2 separate regions of the Homo sapiens genome follow, and region 1 is linked to region 2. Evidence: chromatin contacts called from ENCODE Hi-C or POLR2A ChIA-PET data. All regions are on one chromosome and are shown on one strand. The core of a region is the stretch at or near the end of the contact, and the rest is flanking DNA. Distances in the headings are between cores, read along the strand shown. Region 1 holds the start of SNHG22 (small nucleolar RNA host gene 22). Region 2 holds the start of HDHD2 (haloacid dehalogenase like hydrolase domain containing 2).

Region 1 (5,864 bases), core at 2,787-5,286, 2.7 Mb before region 2:
TCGTCTCAACTGGCGTCAGGGAAAGGCATTCTCCCAATAGATGGAAAATACTAGAATCTGGTGATCAGCAGCTTGTGGATAAGATTTTGGGAGAGTGGGCTCAAACATGCTCACTAAGAGGCAAAATGGTAGAGTTTAACTGGTATATGAGCTTCCTCTAGGAACAAGACTGGTAAGGGAGGAATGTCTCTAGTGAGTATGTGCACAACTTCAGTAAACACACTGCACATGCCACCCCTCCCAAGTGCCGGCAGGCCACTGAGCATGCCGACAGCCCACCCCAAGGGAAAAATCGGAAGAAGTAATGCAAGGCCTAGAACCGTACCAATGTATCAATCCCCAAATCAAGGGTCAGGTGGCACAGCTGAATCTCTCAAGTTGCCCACTTGGCCCTCTTCCAAGTGTACTTTACTTACTTTTATTCCTGCTCTAATACTTCTTAATAAACTCTCACTCCTGCTCAAAAACTTGCCTCGGTCTCTCACTCTGCCTTATGCTTCATTCCTTTGAGGAGGCAAGAAGTGAGTTGCTGCAGGCCAGTACGGATTTGCCACTGCGAACAATTTCATTCATCTGATGTTCTTGCTTGGCAACTTGAACTTTCTGAAGAGTTAGTATTTGTTTTAAGAATAAAACCACATTCAACATTTGCGTTCTAATTAACAAAAATTGAAGTATTTCCAAAGCAATTAGATTAACAGTGAGCACACACATAACGTTCCAAACTACTCAAGATCAGCAAATTCACTTATCTCACTCATTCAGATTCATATACTCATTTTTAAAAGTTGTCCTAGGCCCTACTGACTTCGTCAGCTTTCCCCAGTTTCCATTACTGAAACTTCTAAAGCCACTGCTGCTTAAGCCACCGTCAATTTTTAGTGTTATAGGAAAGCAGGAGAAACTGTGTTTAAGCATAGGAAAATAAGTAAGGAAATGATAATATTGCATTTATAAAAATACTGAGAGTTAAATGTCTAAAAGTAGAACAATAACTTTACATCTCATGAAAGACTCCACATCTAGACAAAAATTATCACAATTTTAATATACATATTAAAATTACAAGAATACATAACTGCTTAAACATGATGTAAACCTGAAAAGGACTAAATATTTTCAAAAATAACTTGTTTCAAGCAATTTTGTAGCTTACGTGAAGGACATTTTTTATCCCAACTTCTATTTTGAAAGAGTTAAAACCTACAGAAAAGTTGCAAAAATGGAAGAATGTGGTACACGCCTGTAGTCCCAAGCTACTCAGGAGGCTGGGACAGGAGGATCCCTTAAGCCCAGGAGTTTGAGGCCAGCCCTGGCAACATAGCAAGCAAGACTCCCCTCTTAGAAAAAGAATAATGGGCCAGGTGCAGTGGCTCACGCCTCTAATGCCAGCACTTTGCGAGGCCGAGGTGGGCAGATCACCTGAGGTCAGGAGTTTGAGACCAGCCTGGCCAACATGGCGAAACCTGTCTCTACTAAAAATACAAAAATTAGCCGGGCAGGATGGCAAGCACCTGTAATCCCAGATAATCGGGAGGCTGAGGCAGGAAAATCACTTGAACCTGGGAGGTGGAGGTTGCAGTAAGTGGAGATCATGCCACTGCACTCCAGCCTGGGCAACAAAGCAAGACTGTCTCAAAAAAAAAAAAAAGAAAAAGAATAATGAACAACTGTATATTCTTCATTTGGATTCCCCAGTTGGTAATATTTGGCCATATTTGCTTTATCTTTCTCTGCCAGTGTATAGTCATGCACTATCTTTCCTATGTTTAGATGCACAAATGCTTACTACTTGCTACAACTGCCTACAGTGTTCAGTAGAGTAAAATGCTATACAGGTTTGTAGCCTAGGAGCAATAGGCTGTACCATATAGCCTAGGTGTGTAGTAGGCTCTACCATTGAGGTTTGTGTAAGTGAAATCTATGATGTTCACACAATGACGAAATCGCCTAATAGCACATCGTTCAGGATGGATTCTCGTGGTTAAGCAACACATAACTGTATATATATAAATGCATTTTTTCCAGTCATCTGCAAGCTCATGATTCTTCACCCCCATATATTTCAGTATGTATTTCCTTAGAACAAAGGACAATCTTCTACATAACTACAATATAATTATCATGATCAGGAAACTTAATGTCAATATTACCATGTCATCTATAATTTATATGTTTCTCCAGTTGTCCCAATACTGTCTTTTAGAGTATTTTTTTAACCCAGGTTTTAATTAAGGATCTCATACAATATGTGTCACATATCTAGTCTCCTTTAATGTGATACTATTCCTATTTTAGCCATTTTTTGTTTTTCACCACACTGATGTTTTTAAAGAGTTCAGGTCAGTTGTTCTGTGGAATGTACCTCCATGTGGATTTGTCTCATTGTTTCCTTATAATTAGATTCAGGCCAGATGTTTTCAGCAGAAATTCTACGCAAGTGAGATTGTGTTGTCGCTGTAGCAAGGGGAGCGCATGACGTCAGTCTGTCCCTTTATTGGTGATGGGACACCATTACTTCATAATTTGGTGAAGTAATACCCGCAAGATTTATCCATTGTAAAGGTACCCTTTCCTCTTCATGAGACTTGGAGACTATGTCAATATTCTCTCATATATTTACGTGTTTTAATATATGTAAACCTTTCACTGAATGGTGTTAGAATCCACTCATTAGTGACATTTCCAATTAGAGAAAACACAGTACATCTATAAAGACCTACTGATGGTGATCTGCAGTGGGAAGTTGTGATACTTAACCTTTCTTAAATATGTAGAGGCAAACTGAATAGAAAACTGTGTACAAAAATGAACACTCTATACATGAGCATTTTTTTTTTTTTTTTTTTTGAGACGGAGTCTTGCTCTGTCACCCAGGCTGGAGTGCAGTGGCACGATCTCGGCTCACTGCAAGCTCCGCCTCCCAGGTTCACACCATTCTCCTGCCTCAGCCTCCCCAGCAGCTGGGACTACAGGCGCCCGCCACCACGCCCAGCTAATTTTTTTGTATTTTTAGTAGAGATGAGGTTTCACCGTGTTAGCCAGGATGGTCTCGATCTCCTGACCTCGTGATCCGCCCACCTCGGCCTCCCAAAGTGCTGGGATTACAGGCGTGAGCCACGGCGCCCGGCCTATACATGAGCATTTGTGAAGCTTGTCTAAGATTTGTACATTTGATTGCGTGGATATTTTGCCTTAAAAAGAACTGTAAATGAATAATGTGTGCTGATGTGTTCATGGGTGTAGAGTACTAAGGTCTGCATTAAAAAGATAAGATGGTTTGATGGAAGAACAGGTGGATAGCAATATAGCAAAATGTTAACAATTGGGTCGATATGTGTCCACTGTACAAGTCTTCCCACTTTTCTGTAAGTTTGTAAGTTTTCATAATACAAATTTGGATTTAAAAACACCCCAACATTGCAAGAGTGTCACCAAAGTGTTTGAAAAGCAGGATTCTAGGGGGGGCATTCGCTGACGACTCAGAGAAACCGTCCATGCCACCCACCACCCCTACGCACTCAAAAGAAGCCCTCGCTAGGCAGCCCGGCCCTCCGAGCCCTGGTATCGAGGGGCTCTCCGCCTCTCCCCTGCCGCGGCCGCCTCCTGCTTGCCCGGCCTCAGTCTGTTCTCAGAACATACTCCATCACCTGGTTCCCAGAACTCAGATTGCGCAGTGGTCTCGTCATCATCGGCCAGGACTCACAGTGCCCGCGGCAGAGGCCTCCCTAGACCTCCCTCCCGTCCAGCCTCACCCGCTGCCTACTCTCCTCACGCCCCTGCTCCAGGTCCCCTGGCCCCATTTCGCTCGCCACGTTTTCATAATCCTCTCAGGCTCCGGGCAAGCGGCGCCGCCCGCAATGGGACCTGATCATATAAGGAAAATACTGCGGGCTCATCCGGGGGCTGCAATGGGGACCCGAAAGCGCCCTAGCCTACTACAATCACCGCACCCCAACTGCCGCCCACCTCTCTGCCCTGCCCCCAGTACAGTACCCAAAACCGGTCCGGGTCCAGCTCGGCGGCCCAAGCCTCTGCCCAGCGGACTGCGCACCCGCCCGCCCCAGCCAATCCCGCCGCCGCCGCCGCGCCCCGCCCACAGGACGTTCGGTCCCGCCCCCAGCTGGCGGCCGCGGCCGCCCGCGCGCCAAGTTCCTCAGCCCTTGGCTCCTGCCCAGTGTTTAGGGTGTTGGCGGAGACAAAGGGGAAGAGTCATCGCCTGTCGGGGCTAGGATATGATGGGTGAGAGGTGTCAAACCAAATTCTCTCGGTTTGGAAACGGAGAAAATCTAAAAATGAGGATGTGAGGAAAGAGTCCGCTCTCAAGGCGCGTTGTGGTCTATCCGAGCCCCGTCCCCTGGGCTCCCTCGGGCTGGGGTGAGGCGGGCAGCGCTACGCGTGGGGTAGGACCATCTTACGCTGGGACCCCGCCAAGGAGCCCCAGGAAGTAGGTGAAAGGGCAGGGGCGTGGCTCTCGGGGCGCCACCCACGCTCTTGAAATCTGGGTGATTGCGAGCGGCCGCTCAGCGTCCCCCACACCACAGACCCGCGCCGCCGACGACCCAGCAGCCGCCATGGCTCTGCTCCGAGGTGAGCGCAGCCCCCTCCTCCTCTCCTCGCCCCTCGGGGTCCTGCCCTCCCCAGGCCAGGCCTCCGCTTCCGGCCGCCGCGGAGAGTCGGGGTCGTGGGGTGAAGTTCACTCAACCTCCTCGGTTTTGGAGCGGACGTGATAAAAACCCAGCCCGAAAGGCTTGTTTGGGTTAAGGAGAAAACCCTTACTTGTAAGGCGCTAGCGACAGCGATTTCGGTGCAATTTCCTGTTTAGTTGAGACCAAAGTTTGCTTGCATGTGACCTTGGAGGTCATTCCTTTCTTCGCCTAACAGTGACCCCACTAGTTCGAGTCCAAGTATTAGAAAAAATGGGGCGGCGCCATAGGCCGCGGGCGCCTGCTGCGGGGCAGCTGCGCACAGGAGCCCGCCGCTCGGCCTCGGTGGTCAGGGCTCCCCGGGTGAATCGATGGAGAGGCCTGCAGAAATGGTAGCTGGTGTTCTGCTGGAAGACCTGCCCTGCTCCCATTTCCCTTCTGTTGCTTTAGATTAGAGCGGTCACTCTATACCTAAGTTCTAGGGTTATGAACTTGTTTAAAACAACTGTGTAATAAACTCCCTTTTCAAAACAAGTGGGCACAGTCAATGGAATCTTACTTTAAGGATGTACGAGTCGAAGAACATTGAGGTGGAATACATATCGAGGCCCTGAGACAGGAAAAAGCTTGGCAGGATCTAAGAACCAAGCATTTTGGTGCTCCAGGGCCCTGTGGGCTCTGTAAGAAGGTGGGGTTTTGTTCCAAATTCAGTGGAAGGCAATACAGGGATTTAAAGCGGGGTAATGACAGGATCTGATTTCCACTCTGTCCGAATTTGGGGCGGTCTGTGTAATGGCGAAGAGACCATTTAAGGATCTATTGTAGAGGTCCAGGGAGCAGCAAATGATGGCTTTGACTCGTGTGGGGCAGTGTAATTGGGGAGAAAAGGGGAGGGATGAGTTGAGATAGATTTGGAGGTGGATTTGATAGAAAGTGGATTGGATGTGGTGGAGTAAATATAAGAAGGAAATGTCGAGAATGATGAAAAGTGTCTGGTTTGATGAACCGTGTTCATGATGATGCCACTTTACAGAGTGAGGAAAATTGGGAAAGGAATAGATGTGGAAAGAAGGATTGAGAATTCAGTTTTAGGCAGAAAACTTTTTGGTGCCTGTGAAGCAGCCAAGTGGAGATGCCAGCTAAGCATTGGTTAGGGGGATCTGAAAGTGAGAAGAACCAAAGTGGCATGGGAACAAATCAAGGGAAAAATCCGTATTC
Region 2 (6,419 bases), core at 118-2,617:
ACTCCATCCTGGGTGACAGAGTGAGGCCCTGTCTCCAAAAAAAAAAAAAAATCAGTTACACTACCCAATTGCCTAGTCTTGGAGCCTGATAATTGATGCCTTCTCCCTAACCCCAATCTAATCTGTCACCAGTTTCTGTTTTGCCTCCTATGAATTTATCCTCTTTGCTTTGTTTCCACACATTCTAGTTCAAGTATCTCTCTTGTGGCCCTGCAGTGGGTCTCTTATCTGGTCTCACCCATTCTGGCATCTCTCCTATCTATTCATACTGCAGGCAGAGGAAGCATTTAGAAAAATACACTTCTTATATTACCCACTTAAAATCCTTTGGTGATGTCTTAATCTGGTCAAAGACAGCTGGCTCATAAGGGGAAACTAGGACCAAATCCTTTTTCCTTCAACCAATTAGACCCTCACACAGAAAACTTAAACTTAGCATATATGAGTAAGACAAAAAAACTTCAGATCCAGTGGGGAGGAAAAGCAGATGGCTCCTAGTCCAAGGGACAGAATGGGTCACAGCTCCTAACAGGGCTGACTGCAGCCTTGGGTAGTGGGGGTGTTAGATTGTGGCATACGGGTGGCATATATGGGTCCCTAGTCAAGGACAGAGCAGTGGTTTTATCAAGGGGTATAACCCTTGTATAAGGTGTAACCCGAGTGAGTATCCTATTATGTCAACACGGCTCCAGAAAGTTGTTCAGTCATTTTCATAGTGAGTGCATAAGAGTGACTTTTCTGTACTCTATTATTCAGGTCCACATAACTTACCTGGATCAAGAGGAGACAGGTAGAGACCCCCACGAGTGTGGCAGCGGGTTAGGGAGGGAGGTGGTTCTGGGTGTACCAAGATAGAGCTCCCGTGGAAGAGGAAGGCACGGCCCGTAGTGGCTCTAATCGGGAGAGAAGAGGGAAAGGAGGGACGTCGCTGCCCGAGGGAGTAGTTAATGGAGGAAGCAAGAGGTGCCAGGTACTATTCAAGTAGCTAAGGGGGAAATGACGACTTCTGAGATTGGGTTGTCTAGTAAAGTATGACTTCTTAGTTAAACCTCGAGAGTGGACAAGTGGTAGAGGAAGGGAGGGGTGAAGGCAAAGAACGCTACTCAGTAACGCTCGGTTCAGCAGTGGTGCTGTGGACTGGAAAACAGCTACCGAAGAAAGGCAGGGGATTATTTTTCCTCGTGCATCCCGGCCCAGGAGGCCGCGCCCTTGGGAAAGCGGGTCTCCAGAAGGGCCTAGCTTTCCGTCAGCGGCGGTGCAGACAGAGGACAACACGGCGCGGTAGCTGCACCGCCTCGGCGGAAATCCCGGGCGAAGGGGTGGGGCGGAGCCGGGAAATCCGGGGCTTCCGGCGCGGCCAGGGCCCAACTTCCGGCGTCCGTCGGGCAGCAGCGGGGCTGTCTATCCCGGCTGAGGACCCGCGGCCAGTGCGGGTGGCTGGCTTTGCCATTAGCGGGGGCCTTTCCTGAGGACGGCGTACGGAGTGTGGGTGAGAAGCCGCTGTAGGACTGAAGAGGAAGAAGCGCAATTGGGGCCGGGAGGCTGCAGATTTTGTGACAGGGTTCGGGAACTACTAGTGGCGCCCCCAGGCCGCCCCTCCTCTCGAGCCGGGCCGTGCGCTCTTGCTCTGTGCGCATTCCCTGTTTTCCGCGTCGGAACCGCCCTCTTTGCAGTGGCCCCGCGCGTGCGCATAGCTGGGCGCGAGGCGCGCTGTGGGTCTCTGCGGGGCGGATCGTGAAGCTAGTGTGTCAGTCATTCCTCGAAGCGTGCTCTTGGGCTGTATTTTGGAGCTAGCGTCCCTCCTGGTCAGTTTGGCGTTTTTAAGGCCCTGGTACTTGGTTTAGAACCGAGTGCAGTGACCAGTCTTGAGGCCCCTTCCCAGCCAAGAGATGGGGGGATGGAAGTTGAGTTGGTGCTGAAAGAGTTTGTTGTTGGGGCCTTCCAGCTGTGGACACCGGGATTCATGAGTTAATTCACGATCTTTATTGAACGCCTAAATAACCCAGTGGGAAAGGCAACACAGTCCCTTATGCACAGAGCTTAACAGTTTAGTAGGAGAGGCGCGGGCTGGTAACCAGGACAGTGGTAAATGTAGTAGGACCACAGGTGGCTCCTAGCCTAACTCTGGGAGAAAAGGAGTTGGACCCAGAGGAGGCACGCCAGAGGAAGTGATGGTTATCAGAGACTGAGGGCTAAAGGGATTGGCCAGGAGATGAGGGTGTAGAGGGGCCCGAGTAGTTGCAGACAAAAGTCCCGCAACGAGGGAGGCAAAGTGTAGAGCTCTTGGCCGCCTGCAGTACCATGGAACTTGGGTGCTAGTAGAGACAAATGTGTTGGAGAGGGTAAACCAGGACTCTGTCCACCAGTGTTCATTGTTCAGACTTTATCCAGAGGTCAGCGGGGAGTCACTGGAAGAGTTTTAACTGGGGAGTGGCTGAATAATACCGTCATTTATTGAATGCCTACAGTGGTTCCAGAAAAGTCTGGAACCATATAGGGAAGGAAAGAAAATTTGTACTTCCCAGGGGTTTTAGGAGGCATGTTTTGTAGCGCCCCAATTTCCCAAGGGAAAATTTGTATTAAAATCTCTTGTTGTAAGTATGCAAGTTTTGAATAATATGCCATAATATATATTTAGATGTGTTTTCTCAAATCCTCAAGTTATACTAATGCTTTAGAACTTTGCATCATGTGTATCCTGTGATTTTTGTAGCCCTTGATATATCCATAATGTTCCCTCCTTGCTTCTCTCTCCCAGCCCTCCACATACATAACCCAACCTTTCTCTGAGCGGGACACAATTCACAATTCTTTATAGGTATTACTTTCTTTAATCCTCTTATCAACCATTAGAGTTGTGTTATTATTTCTACATTAGCAATGAAGAAACTGAGGCAAAAAGGTTAAGAAGGTTGCCCAGGTTCACCCAGCTAGTGAGTGGAGATGTATACCCAGGCTATAAATTTATACAACTCCTTTGTTCTTGTCCTTAACCACTGCACTGTTGCATTGTAGGGAATAATTTAGGGCTGGTAATAGGAGATGCAAAGTAGAGAGGACAATTAAGAAGTTGTTTAAATAGTCTAGATGAGAGTTGATTTCCAACTTCAAAAAGGTAGTTTTAAAAACGATGAAGAGAAGTAAGTGGATATAAGACTGTAAAGGAAGTAGAACTGACATAATTTGGTGTCTGGATTGATGGTGCTGCCAACCACTCATAAGGATGGCTGGGAAAGAGCACCTTTGAGGGTGAAAGGACTTGGATTGAGATGCCCCAGTGATATTCAAGCCCAGATGTCCTCTGAAGTATCTGGAAGTTCTCCTCTTGGGATGAGAGAATATGGCTTTTCTTCTTTGCATTGAATATGTACCACTGTCAGTGGTTTATGGCTCTTCTAAGGGGTGTCCCATGTAATTTGTTCCGATTATGGGAGATGGGTATGGACTCAAGATAAACAAAATCAGGCACTACCTTTGAAGCCTTTATAGTTATTTTGAGGGTTATATTAGTATTTTACAATTACATTTTATCAAATACCAGCTTGTAGTTCAGGTAACGAGTATTATACATGTTCAGACAAGGCTTGGTGGCTCATACCTGTAATCCCAGCACTTTGGGAGCCCAAGGCGGATGGATCACTTGAACTCACCAGTTCGAGACCATCCTGGGCAACGTGGTGAAACCCCGTCTCTACTAAAAGTACAAAAATTAGGTGGGCGTGGTGGTGCACACCTGTGGTTCCAGCTACTTGGGAGGCGGAGGTGGGAGGATGGCTTGAGCCGGGGAGGCAGAGGTTGCAGTGAGCTGAGAGATAGTGCCACTGCACTCCAGCCTAGGAGATAGAGTCAGACCTTGTCTCCAAAAAAAAAAAAAAAGAAAGAAAAAACAAAGTTTTGGACAAGAAGAGAGGTCATAGTGATCAAGTGATCAAGTTAGTGGGACTAACTGAAGAAGTAAGTATATTTTGAGGTATGAGTGGGGCACCTCAATTTTATTCTAGGCCTTAGTCAGTCACTCTCAAATATGTGGTGCTCCAGAAGAGCATTTTAGAGTTTAAAAGGTACGTTCTATGGAACTGGTGAGAGCAAAGAATATAGGCTTTTAAAATGTTTTGGTAACATTAAGCCTGTGTGGATGCTTCAGTAAGGATTAAAATGATAAATATGTATTATGACAGTTCCTTGGCTCCAAGTAAATAGTACAGTTCTTACTTTCATTGCTTTTCTGGTCTTGTTCATATTTGTTCTTTAATCACCTTCAGAGGTAACGTTTCTTCTTGAATATTAGATATCTCCCATAAAAGCTGGGTTTTGAGAGAAGCAATTTTAGATTCCTCTGTATATATGAAAAGAAAATGCCTTTTTTTGGTCCATTCTTTTGTAGTGTACTTCAAATAATTTTTTAACTATTACACATCCAAATGGAATCCCTAGGAACGGTCTAGTCTTTTGATGAACAAGCTGTTTTCTGTCTCAGGGAGGTAATAGTTGATGCTCTTGCTTATATAATCCTTCAATTCAAGGTCACAATAAAGATCAGAAATAGAATAACATGTGGACTATTAGAGAAGGTAGGATTTTGCAGTTGAAATTTGATTAACCACAGCTCTTAATATATTTTTTAACCTCTGCAGTCTTCTTTTTCCCTCTTTCATCAGATACATTATGAAAGACAAACAGAATCGGGGATTTACTTAAAATTCAAAATGCCTTGAAGGTGGAGGCTTTTATGCTGAGTGTATAGTAATTGTCTGGACTACTGGACTAATTTAGTTTTTTATAACTATTAAATGTATGAGAAAAAACTGACTAAAATATAAGACTCATTTTTTATTGTGCAATATATCATCTATAGAAGAGTATACAAAACATATATGTTTAAAATGATTATAGTATAATTAAAAGCACCCATATTCTCATTGTCTAGGTTAAGAAGTAGAGTATTGCCAGACCTTAGAGGCTCCCTTTGCGCTCCTCTTGGTTTGCATCTGCTTCCTGTCCTCTGGAGGGTAATCATTATCCCCACTCTTGTGGTAATCATTCCCTTGCTTCTCTTTACAGTTTTATCACCTATGTATGCATCTGTATTTTTGAGTACTATAATATGAAACCATACTGTATATATTCTTTTTTGACTTGCTTTTTTCACCCTCTAGTAGATTTCCGAGAGTTGTGTAAGGTGATGTGTGTGAATGTAAGTTCTTTCTACTGCCATTTTTTTCTGTGTGTAAATATACCACAACTTATTTATCCATTCTGTTGTTGATGGACATTTGTATTGTTTCCATTTTCTGGCTGTTACAAATGGTGCTGCTATAGACGTCTTTGTTCATGTATCATGGTACACTGTGAAAGAATCTCTCAAAGGTATACTTGGAAGTGCCGAACTGCCAGATTGTAGGATATGGTGATGCCAGACTGATTCCAAAATGCTTGTACAAGTATATTCTTTCACTAGCAGCATGTGGGAATTGCTGTTGACAGCCTTTGGTGTTTGCAGACTTAAATTTTGCCCATCTGTAGGTTGGTGCATTGATCTCACTGTGCTTGAAATTTGCATTTTCCTGATTACCAATGAGCTTTGAGTATCTTCATTTATTTGCTGTTCAGATTTGCTCTTTTTTTTTTTTTTTTTTTGAGACACATTCTTGCTCTGTCGCCCAGGCTGAAGTGCAATGGTGTGATCTCGGCCTCACTGCAACCTCTGCCTCCCAGGTTTAAGCGATTCTCCTTCCTCAGCCTCCCGAGTAGCTGGGATTACAGGTGCCTGCCACCATGCCCAGCTAATTTTGGTATTTGTAGAGACAGGGTTTCACCATGTTGACTAGGCTGGTCTTGAATGCCTGACCTAGGGTCATCCACCCGCCTTGGCTTCCCAAACTGCTGAGATTACAGACATGAGCCACTGTGCCCGGCCAGATTTGCTCTTTTGTAAAGGCTACGTTAAGATCTTATGCAGTTTTTCTATTGGGTTGTTCATCTTTTTCTTAATGTTTATACTTTATACTTCCTGGAATCTCGTCTTTTCCCACATGTGTTAGAAAAATAAGTTCTTTTTCTGTATTTTCACTCTCTTTGTGGTGCTTTTGAAATATAGTTGAATTTATCTGTCTTTTCTTCAATGGTTTGTGCTTTTTATGTCTCATTTTAGAAAGCCTTTTCTGTCCTCAAGTCATGAAGATACTCTCCTATCTAAAAGTTTTAGTTTTGCCTTAAACATGTGGTTGTTTAATCTCCTTGGAAAAGAAAATTGTTGTGTATAGTGTGATGTGGGAGTCCAATTTCATTTTTTCTCATGTGGATATTCCATGGTTCCAACACCATATTATTGATCATTTTATTTTTTCTTTACTAATCTGAAACACTACTTCTATCATATATGAATTTTCTACACATATTGGGACCTTTTTCTGTATTTT

What was found. A loop is a pair of places that touch in the nucleus more often than their neighbours do. ChIA-PET counts read pairs that join two places held with the same protein, here RNA polymerase II (POLR2A). Pooled maps may share reads with other maps.
Region 1: a map of ascending aorta shows a loop between it and region 2 (7-fold over the local background). The contact joins the promoter of SNHG22 here to the promoter of HDHD2 in region 2. A Hi-C loop is called at or near these places in 1 of 168 maps with a recorded cell type or tissue (ascending aorta) and 13 of 50 pooled maps. POLR2A ChIA-PET finds 5 or more read pairs at or near these places in 1 of 52 experiments (activated CD4-positive, alpha-beta T cell).

The regions. Positions count from the first base shown.
Region 1 is chr18:49,812,195-49,818,058 of GRCh38, reverse strand. SNHG22 (small nucleolar RNA host gene 22) reads right to left here and starts at 4,036. Exons shown (of 4, transcript NR_117096.1): 1 at 3,997-4,036. ACAA2 (acetyl-CoA acyltransferase 2) reads left to right here and starts at 4,526. Exons shown (of 10, transcript NM_006111.3): 1 at 4,526-4,590. The coding sequence starts at 4,575. It also overlaps SCARNA17. RefSeq lists silencers at 4,014-4,183, 4,426-4,720, 4,614-4,733.
Region 2 is chr18:47,145,448-47,151,866 of GRCh38, reverse strand. HDHD2 (haloacid dehalogenase like hydrolase domain containing 2) reads left to right here and starts at 1,367. Exons shown (of 7, transcript NM_032124.5): 1 at 1,367-1,489. RefSeq lists an enhancer at 1,899-1,958.